Linked DNA regions of Homo sapiens: region 1 is linked to region 2. A link is an interaction called in ENCODE POLR2A ChIA-PET data of the cell type or tissue named here. Cell type or tissue: MCF 10A. All regions are shown on one strand. Links, peaks and the distances in the headings refer to the core of each region. The heading gives the core; the rest is flanking DNA. Region 1 overlaps BICC1 (BicC family RNA binding protein 1). Region 2 overlaps BICC1 (BicC family RNA binding protein 1).

Region 1 (5,384 bases), core at 115-5,114, 57 kb before region 2:
CAAGGATGGAGACTAGATGATCCATACTTGAAAGAAGCACAATGAGGACCACAGTCAAGACAGAGGTAGAGAGAAAATTTGGTATTTTAAAATGTTTGCTGAATTACATCTGGGCAGAGTCTGCAGTTGGGAATTGTAGTAGGGCAGGGACGGCAAGGAAGTGGAAGTCACAGATGGAACGATCAGGCTAAGTAAAACCTCACTGCATCCTTACACATTTAAGAGTCTGCCACAAATGTACATGTCTTGCATGATCGATATTTGCAACAATGTGCTCCAAAAGGAAATAACATGCATTCTGTGCATGTTATTATGCCAGTAATACATAATAACATGCACAGAACAGGAAAGTAAGCCACACGTTAAACAAGGCAGAAATGTCTAGATAAAAGTCTCCCAAAATCAACCCCCACAAAATTGCCATAGGAGACTCCAGATTCCTGCTGCAAATGGGGAGGTAGGTATATCAGTTTACATCTGCACCAGACAGGTGTCTAACCTCAAATGAGACACTGGGCTGCCAAGGGAGGGAATAGACAGCCACGACTGGCAATGAGATCCTCAGGAACTCTATCTGCTTTCATCTCTTCAACTTCCTTCTTACCCAGACTCCACCATGATGAGTAATCGGAGGTGCAAGGAAAATAGAGACCTGAAGGTGCAGCGCCTGTTTCAACAGGACCGGGGCAACCGGGGCTCTGGACAGATGTGTTCTGGTGACTGCCAGTCTGTAAGCCAGTGTCCCCATCTTGAAGTCACCAACTGAACCTGCAACTGGTTCAGGAGCTGCTGACAGGGCAAGTAGGGCTAAGCATAACTACTGGGGCAGAGCCAAAAGCCAGGAACAGAGTGAAATGGCTGGAAGAATGAAGAACATTCCTTATGACTCCAAGGAATCCTGTACATAGTCCTGGGATGGCACAGGTCACAACTTTTAATGTTCTGGAGCTGAAAGATGACCCAGTTGTTCATTGGAGTGGGCTGGGAAAAGCAGTCAGGGAGAGGGTCAGATCAATTCTAACCAGCACTTAAGTATTTGTATATGTGCAAAATTACACACACACACACATACACACATATACACACACACACAGACACAGAGTTCTTTCATCCAATCATCCAATTGAATTTCTCTGAGAATAGTTTGATTTCCCCCTTTGTAAAGAGCCATGAGATTATATAATAACTACAGATTATGTAACTAGGAAGTTATTAAGTGCTTAGATTATGTAACATCTAAGAATCATGGATGCATTTATTTTCTTTCAACCTATGATGTAATTCTCACTGGAGAACATGCATAAGTTATGAGGTGTTTGGACATGTAACATTTCAAAACTGGCTAGCAAAAGCACTGATCGGCTGTTTCATAAGGCATTCTTCCATACATGAAATTCAATTACTTTGAACTGAACATTAGCTTGGCTGCTCAAAGTCTTAAAGTCACATAGAATCTCACAAACTCATCATGTTGACACTAACTGTTTCCATCTTACTTGGTTGTAATTCATTAACAAGTTTCTTTTTGCTTGTTTAAAGAATCTAATTTAATTTTGCTAGACAACACTCCTAAAGATGCTGAGAATTGCCAAATTGTGAGAGTAATTACACATTAGCAACCCATAAGCCCAGCTGTAAATTGCACTTTATCACAATCCAGACCACTCAACCTCTTAAGATTTTTAAGCTATCATTCCTTCTGTGGCTACAGCCTCCTACCAACACAATCTTGAATGTCCTCAACCCCACAGGCAACAAGCTAGAGAACACATAATAAGTTTTCTAGCTTATTATGACTCCAGCCCCTGCCCTCTCTAGCCTTCCTGCTGGCTTGAAATTCTCTCTGTGCCATCACAACCTTCAGCTGAACATTTCATCTTTTTATCAAACACTCCAAAATCCCCAGTCCTCAGGCTTTCTGCCATACCCGTCTCACCAAAGATAACCCCTCTCTGCTTTCTCCACTTTTGAGTGACCAAAGAACTAGAAAAAGGCATAGAACTATCCTAAGAAACTCAACAAGTTCATACCATGCAGCCTCAGCTGGATATTCAGTTCATCTTGGCAAGTTTTTAATTTTTTTCCATGCATTTTCCATAAGCAGCTGTTCTGAACACTCCCCAGTGTCTTCGAGTCTCTAATCCATCCCCTTATTCTCCCAGGAGATGACTTTATCTCCAAACAGACTGAGGAAAGTAGAGGGAATTTACACTGAATTTTCTCCAGTTTACATCAAATACATTATAATTTTTATTTGTCTCACTCCCTTCTTCCCAAACTCAGGAAAATATGTTCAAATTAGTTTTAATAAATATTTATTGAGGATCTGCTAAAAGCTAAGCATTTTATTGGGCATGTGTCTGGCAGAATCAACAGTTTTCATCATTAAGTCTGAGACCATACCTAGCAGAACTGAAGACTAGAAACCAGAAATTGAAATCAGTTATTTCAATAAAATGAGCAAAGTGTCAGTGGAAGAATTCACAAAGTGAGGTGAACAAGCCCAAAACTAGTTAACCACAGCCTTAACACCTGTTACCTTAAATCTACCCCTGCAAGGGGTCGCTCCAGGTTAAACACCACCCTCTAATTTCCTCTATTGTCAATCTACACTTCCTCAGTCTAGAAGCTCACTCAAATAAGCTTCCTTTATTCTTAAAGGAAACAAAAACAAAACTATAAAATAAACTTATTTCACCTCAACCCACTGATGCACCAAGAAACTACCCTATCTATTACCATCTTCTTTCATAGGTAGGTATCCTTAAGTATTAGTTGCTACTTCTTCCTTTTCTGATCATTGTCCTCTAGATTATTATTTCTAAAAGTGCTCTCTCAGAGATAACTAACGTGATCATGGCCTAATTTTATTTTCCTGTATATGAGGTTTGCTAACCACGGAGGTGAATATTTTCTGATTAAAAAATACATGTTCCTAAGAATTCAAATGTTTTATTATTTTATTACTTAATTCATGTGATTGATGAGAATACTGTAAAGTGATTATATGGATTCTCCAAAATTTATTAAATACTAAACAAACAATATGTGTTCTCCCAACTTATTTTAGTAGAATTAAGAATCTCTAAATAATAGACAACAGGAGAAAAAAAATCAATAAACACTATTCCTTCTCCGCTAGAATAAGGTTCAAAATAGATCACAGGGCTAAGGAAAGCCAGGGCTTCATTTCCTAAGAGAATGTAATGGATAGGACCACCCCAGTGCAGGCATCTTTTCAGTGACGCATCTGTTCCAATTGCTGAAGAACTCAGGTATGACTGCTCATGGAAACCGGATGGATTCACTGCTTCCTTTACTTATGAGCAATTTTCTTGCCATTAGTCTATTAAACTCCATCAAGTGCTGAGTGTTCAAAGATCTGGATGCAAATGTGATCATGAAGAATCATAGGAAAAGAATGAAATTCTAAAGCTCATTACTGTCAAGTAAATATTTCAGAATCCCCATGGAGCATACTTAACAACTATATTGTTAGTAACGGAAATATTTTTCCTAACTTGGCTCAAGTCATTAACCATGACTTTCAGGAGAGTACAAGCTGACAGAAACAATCATATGGCTGGGTCCTTTCCCTTGTGATCAATCATCAATGCTCCTTAACCTGGCAGGAGCCACATCATAGTTGCCAATAGCCTGAGAATCTTAAACCACCTGGATGACTTCCAGGTGAAGGAGCTCAGGGATCCTGCCCTGCTTACGTGCTGAAAATTATTTTTCCTGACTTGCTAAAATCATGGATTTCTAGACCCTCTCTTTCTTCTTGCTCCTCCCCATGGCATATATTTTTCTTCTTGTTGACAACAATCTAATGTGCCTGGAAACTGCTTCAAGTGCCTATGTTCCACTTGAGATCACTGTAATACTTTTGCAGATGGTTTGGAGCATATTTTTTTTCCTCAAAACAAGCCACGAATTCTAAAGCATTTTGCCATATTCCTGCACTGATATATAAAATACACTTGAGATGACTGTAGTCATTTTTTCACTAGACAGCAGTCATTAATTAACCTGGGAAAGAATCCCAATTCCATTTTTCCATGGCATAATAATTAACCCAATTATCCAAGATACCCATCTTAGTTTGGGTTCCCCCAAAAGTCACCTTGAGATAAGAACTTGGGTTGGTTAGTCTGGCATAGTGAACTGGGGAGGTGATCCCAGGGAGCATAAGTTAGGAAGTGAGGAAAGCCTGACTGGGGAGAGAGAAAAACCATGGAAGGGGGTGGTATGCCACATTCCTGCTGGGGGTCAATGTCCCTAGGATGTTCTGAAAAGACATAAATAATGTGCTTCAGAATTGTCCCACGAAGAGAAGGGGAAAATGGGCATTTGTGTTCTGACTCCAGCCCTTCACTGAGTAAAGGTTATACTTCGAGGCTGCTCTGCAGCAAGAGTAAATTTCCACAGGGCTGACAATGTGCTCCGGTAGAGAAGCACAGATCAGGCCCTTGAGATGGAAAGCTGTTGGCATGCATGGGAGATGTCCACTGTGGGTGAACTCACAGGTGGGCCAAGACCATATCAAAAGCATCTGCTACAGCAGCCCACCACCCAATTCCTTGCTCTTATCAAGTTACCATGTCCTGCTGACTCATCTTTCAAAAAAGACTCTCTGATCCTCCTGTCATCAAATACGACCTACTATACTCATCTTTCAGTATTTTAACCCCTTCCTACTAATTATCTCCTGTGTCCACCCCGAACCCCGGGATTTTCACTGTCTGTAGATGAGTTCTCACAAGGTCACCGGCTGTCACCGATCTCCTCTACCTGTCCAACCTTATTGGCCACCAAGTCTTCAAATACTTTCCCTTTCAAAAAATAGTCTCCTCTCTTCCTGTAACACATAATGATTCTCCCCAGCTCTCAGCCTTTCCCACACAGAATGCCCCAGCCCTTTGAGATCCACACTAGAAATTATCAATACTTAAGGAATATTTTCCTTAGCTGTGACTTGCACTCTTCTCCTCTACTCTAGTCTTGACAGCAAACAATGCCACTTTAAAGGTTTATTTAAAGCAAGTAGGGCCAGAATCCCCAGGCAAACTCTAAGTATCCAAAGGGCAGAGACTGAGATAAATGTTTCTTTCTTAAATTACTCCAACACTCACTCTAGTGCCCACTAATCAAAGACCACCAGGAACACTCTTGTAGTAAATAAATTGAGCTTTCATTCACTTACGACAGCAAGAAAGAGTACACCAAAGTAACTGGAGAATTTTAAGAAACTGGTGGATACTTAGGATACTATTTCAGTTTGTTTTGGGTGATTCCAAGAAAGGTTTAAGAAACTAAAGGCCAGGTTTGGACTGGGAGCTGTCAGGAGGTAGGGACAATTCACTGATTATCTTGGCAAATTT
Region 2 (5,384 bases), core at 85-5,084:
TTTCTTTAATCTGATCAGGAAAAATACTGAACTAGATGCACCATTAGTAGAAGAGAAGGAAAAATAATCTGGCTTTGCAAGTTCCTAGGTTCTGGTTTACTGTAACTGGCCCAAAATGAAGTAACGATCATCAACAAATGAGTAAACCAACACCAGAACTCTCTGTTATCAATAAAACACTTTTCCCAAATAAGATAATTTCTAGTCACATGCTATGTCCATTTAAATTGATGCAATCCTTGCAATGTGTGTTCTTTAAAAGGGCAAATGAAGTAAAAGTGCAGCTCAAATATGATTACTGGGATACAGGTTGTTGTGCAAAAGTAAAATTTTGAGATGTTTTTCAGTCAGGGTCAAACCTAAAGGTGAGATTCAGAGCACTGTGAATTCATCTGGAAAAAAAAATTGAGTGAAAAGTATAAGTTTTAAGCTTTATTGATTTTTCCCTTTATTTTATAAGGTCATTCAGTGAGGATCAAAAGCTCACACAAGATGAATTCATAAAAGAAATGGAGAGGAAAAGTTTTTAAAACTACTTTTTGTATAAATTGGTGCACCTGGCCCAAGGCAATAATGCACCAACTGAAATCAGAGCATCTACAGATGACGTAAAACTTCCTTTCCTTTCCAAATTCAAATGACTCAAGGACTCTTCCCAAAGAACTTTTGCTTCCAGTTTGCATGCTATGCATTTTCTTAAAAGCCGGATGACCGTGAAATATTTCATTCTGTGTAAACTGTTTACTACCAATTTTTAATTTATTATGTTTTTTAAAAAATTTACAGTAAGCCAAGATGAGACAAAGGAAAAAAACTTTTATTGAACATCTGGTATCCATGAACACTTCATAAATATGTGCTTTACCTCTGCTTAATCTACTTAACCTGATTAAGCAGGCATGCTCCCCATTTAACATTTGAAAAGGAAGTTTAGAGAGATTTAAGATCACCTAGCTATGAGTTAGGAGCATCCTCCAGTCCTGGCTTCTCCAAGGAGTAGCTATTAGTTCATATAGATATGTCATCTCTCTGACACTCTATTTCCTCATAGACAAAATAAATAGACTCAAGTGAACCCTGTAGTTACTTTAAAAGGTAAATTTGATCTTTCAGAGACTGGTAATAGATGTTCAGGCTTACTTCCTCCCCTCTACCCTATTGCCTTTGCCTTTATCCAATTTCACTGTTCTTTACTAATTCCACAGAATGGTTTAAGAAAAAAGGAGCTGCCAAAAAAAAAGAGTACTTAAAAGTGTGTTTTGGTATTGGTAACACCATCCAGACCTTTGAAAGGGAAATATAAGAATTCCTTGAACCCTGAGAATTAAGGTTAAAACTACCTTCCCTAAGAATTATAAGAGTATCCAAAGACTTCTACTTTTGCTATATTTTTTTCATAATTCCAGTGAACAAATGGGACCAGACTTCATAAAATTCCCTCAAATACCTCATACCTTCACTTTAAAAAATCATTACTGTGTTCTCATAGTTTGGTAAAGAAATATCATTAATAGCTATGAGAAATTGTATATCTAAACTTACATGTCATTCTTTACAAATTAGCTTTTAAAAGGACTAAAAGGCCAAGAAGAATAAGCAAGTAGTTTCTTCTGGAGCCTACTTATATAATCTACAGAGGTACAAACACACAGTAATTAGTTTGAAAATAAAATGAAATCCTAGTTTGGTAAGTAATTTGCCTTCCTTAAAACTGTCAGTGGCACTAAATTGAAATTTTTTCCTTCTAGCTGACCAAATTGTAAGCCTCTTTCATCTAGATCATTATTGAAAAGTGAGAATAACCCATTATGTCTAATATATTTATCAAAGGAATTTAAATATTAAGTAGACAAGTTAAATAGGAGCAAATAGCTGAAATTTTTTAGTATCTTATTTAAAGTTGTTTCCAGGGAGGAACTCAAGGAAAAAACAAGTATATCCTAAATAATTCAATTAAGAAAGAGAAAAAGAGTGCCATATCAGCAATTGAATGGCTACTATGCATGGTGGGAGGGGTCATGCAAGGTAGGAGGTTTTAGGTAGATTGGTTTTCTGTCTTTAGTCCCATAAAAGGAAGGCCTCACTATTCCATTTAACAGGTGAAGAAAGAGATTCAAACACTAAGTAACTTGCCCAAGAGCATACAGCTAATAAATGCTGATTTTGTATTTCCAGCATATATACACTTGAATGAAAAATCCAAGCACTTTTATACTACATCACACTTCTTCCCACCTTCTGTGTGCTTGGATAAGGATTCAAAAATTAAAAGTCACATTCAGCAACCTATTAGAATTAAAATGCTGGCTGAAGGAAAAGAACATAATTAGGATATTGTTAAAGCAAACTAAATATGGCCTGAGAAGGACTCAGTACTTCTATATTTGAGTCCTTATAGATGAACTATAACCTAGCTTAACAGTGAGACAAAATTGAAAACCTAACTTAGTAATATGCACCTGAAACAATAGCTGAGTGTTGGCCAATCTCAGTGGCCTACTTCAACCACTCACAGTCTGCTGAATGTTCAACCTGTGTTCAAACAAGGCAAATGCCGAGCTGTAACCAATCTCACTCTTTCTGCACCTCACTTCTGAAAGTGAAAGTAGGTCATTTTACGTTTTTTTGTCTATAAATTTGTTCTGACCACAAGGCACCCCTGGAGTCTCTGAATCTGCTGTGATTCTGGGGACTGCCCGATTTGCAAATCATTCATTGCTCAATTAAGCTCCTTTAAATTTAATTTGGCTGAAGTTTTTATTTTACCAATATAATATATCAACTGCTTGGCCAGAAGTATGAGAACATAAGGAACTTGTACGTCTAGCAAGAGGGTAAACTGGATGTTCAGATGAAACCGACTATACATGTTTAAACAGAAAATATCTCAAAATGCTGAGTAAAATATAAAACCATACTTTTGCAAGGTTATAAAATTCATTAGAGATCAGAAATGATAACAAAGAAATAGACGGGTAAATTAGGGCTAGAGCCAGCATTTGCCAGCAAAATGTCCACTAATACCTGGTGGTCTACAGCGTGGGTTTTAAAAAATGTTTAAAGAATAGAAAATAAATTTCAGATCAAAACACATAAAGTCTCAGAAGATGAAATAAAATAAAACTTTCCCTTAGTGATTCACAGTGTAGATGAGTGCCTGGTTTTGCCTTGGTGAAGCAAGGGGAATGAAAAACCTCTCTCCTCTGAATTCCTAAACACAAGATTGTATTTATGCACTATTGGCGATAGAATTCATGAACAAAGCAAAACAGATTCATTTAGTTATGGCTGTATTCCCAGGCAGATAAAGACAAAAATACTCTCTGAGGCCAAGGAGTTTAAATACGGGCTTCAACAAGTACAATCAAACCACCAAAGATATGAGAGGAAAAGCCATGATTAGTGAGAGTCAACAGAAAAAGACCACTAAAATAATGCAGGCACTATAATAATATTATACAGAATACTTATGCTTAAAAACACAAGAGAAGTTATCAAAAGTATGTTAAGGGAACAAGATACTATTAAAATTGATCTTGCAGATTTCAAAAATGGTTGTTTTTGAGAGAGGTGGGAACACTGAGAATGCCCCTTTCCTGAGGCTTCGGCACACAAGACCTGACTAAAACTGAGGCTGGGAAGTGACAGACTACCAAACCACCCACTTACCCTTCCATGAACTTTTTACCAAGTAATAACAAGCAGTAGTCTACTACTGGGGAAGTGGCAATAACACAGACCCCTGTGGCACAGCTGTACAGAGCTGGCAGAAAGCCAAAGGTAGATCAGGAACACAGAAAACTGTACCACACTCCGGGACTCATATTAAGCTCAATGTAGCAGCAGCAATCCATCCACCACTGGAGAAATCTGAAGTCTGTTTGCACTCAAGGTAACTACAGCAACAGCAAAATTCAAACCCAGCTCAACTGCTGACAATACTGACTACTGACACACTCCCCTATATTAACGAACTGAAGAAACAAAAAAAGTAACCATTGTGGGTATTAATTTTATTTACCACAGACTATTGCTCTTTAACACACAATACCAATATTCAATAAAAAATTACAAGACACAAAAGTGGAGGGAAAAAAAAAACCCACAAGCCTATCATCAACAGATAGCATAGTCAAATGAAATAGACCTCAAGATGGCCCAGACTTGTAAATATCAGATAGAACTTTTAAAATAACTACAATTAATATAAGGATCTAATGAAAAATATTATCAATGTGTCTGTATAGAAAGGGAAATTTTACCAGAGACATAAAAACTATAAAATAATCCAATGAAAAATGTCTGAAATGCAGAACAAAGCCACAGACTGAGGAAAAAGCTATTTACAAAACCTATATCTTATGAAGAACCTATATCCAGAACTCTTAATGCTTTTTAATCCAATAAAAAATTAGCAAAATCTCAAACATATACTTCACCAAAGGAAACAATGATTAAGCACATTAAAAAATGCTCGATATTGGTTCTCAGAGAAATGCAAATAAGTCCACAATCAGAAACTACTAAGTATCCACCAGAATGACTAACATTTCAAAAGATAGATAATAACAGGTGCTGACAAGGATGTGAAACAACTAAAACTCTCCTATATTGCTGGTGGGAATTTGAAATGGCATAGCTACTTTAGAAAATAATCTGGCACTTTCTTAGAAAGTGAAACACACACTTACATGAGCCAACAATTACACTCCAAGGCACTCATACAAAAGAAGTGAAAATATATGTTTACACAAAGACCTCTATGTGCATTTTACAGCACCTTCATTCATAAAAGCCTTAAATTAAAAATGACTCAAATTCCATCAACTAGTGAATGAATGTTTTTAATGTGATATACCCATACAATAGACCACTACTCAGAACCAAAGCAATGAACTACTGACACACCCAACAACCTCAAATGAGATGAATCTCAAAGGATTTAATAAATAAAAGAAGACAAAAGACTATAGCATATGATTCTATTTAAACCAACCATCTCCAACCTTTTTGGCATCAGGGACCAGTTTCATGGAAGACAATTTTTTCACCGAATGCAGGGGCAGGGAGATGGTTTCGGGATGAAACTGTCCCACCGCAGATCATCAGGCATTAGATTCTCATAAGGAGTGCATAACCTAGATCCCTTGAATGCACAGTTCACAATAGGGTTCATGCTCCTATGAGAATCTAATGCTGCCGCTGATCTGACAGGAAGGGGAGCTCAGGCAGTAATGCTCACTTGGCTACCGCTCACCTCCTGCTGTGTGACCCAATTCCTAACAGGCCGATACCAGTGCACAGCCTGGGGGCTGGGGACCCCTGATTTAAATGACATGTTGGAAAAGAAAGAGAAAACACACCAGAGGTTGTCCAGTGCTAGA

What was found. ChIA-PET counts read pairs that join two places held together with the same protein. Peaks named below come from ENCODE experiments on the same cell type or tissue, not always from the same donor. Only the 100,000 strongest peaks of a DNase experiment are listed, where the experiment ranks them.
Region 1: POLR2A ChIA-PET joins it to region 2 with 6 read pairs; 2 of 35 experiments call an interaction of 5 or more read pairs at or near these places.

Annotation. Positions count from the first base shown.
Region 1 is chr10:58,720,089-58,725,472 of GRCh38, reverse strand. All of the region lies in intron 3 of BICC1 (BicC family RNA binding protein 1), which reads right to left. Among named protein-coding and RNA genes, the nearest start is that of BICC1, 210 kb to the right of the region's middle. In MCF 10A, for the core only: no CTCF peak of the experiment used is centred there; no DNase peak of the experiment used is centred there.
Region 2 is chr10:58,663,411-58,668,794 of GRCh38, reverse strand. All of the region lies in intron 2 of BICC1 (BicC family RNA binding protein 1), which reads right to left. Among named protein-coding and RNA genes, the nearest start is that of BICC1, 150 kb to the right of the region's middle. In MCF 10A, for the core only: no CTCF peak of the experiment used is centred there; a DNase peak (open chromatin) is centred at 2,534.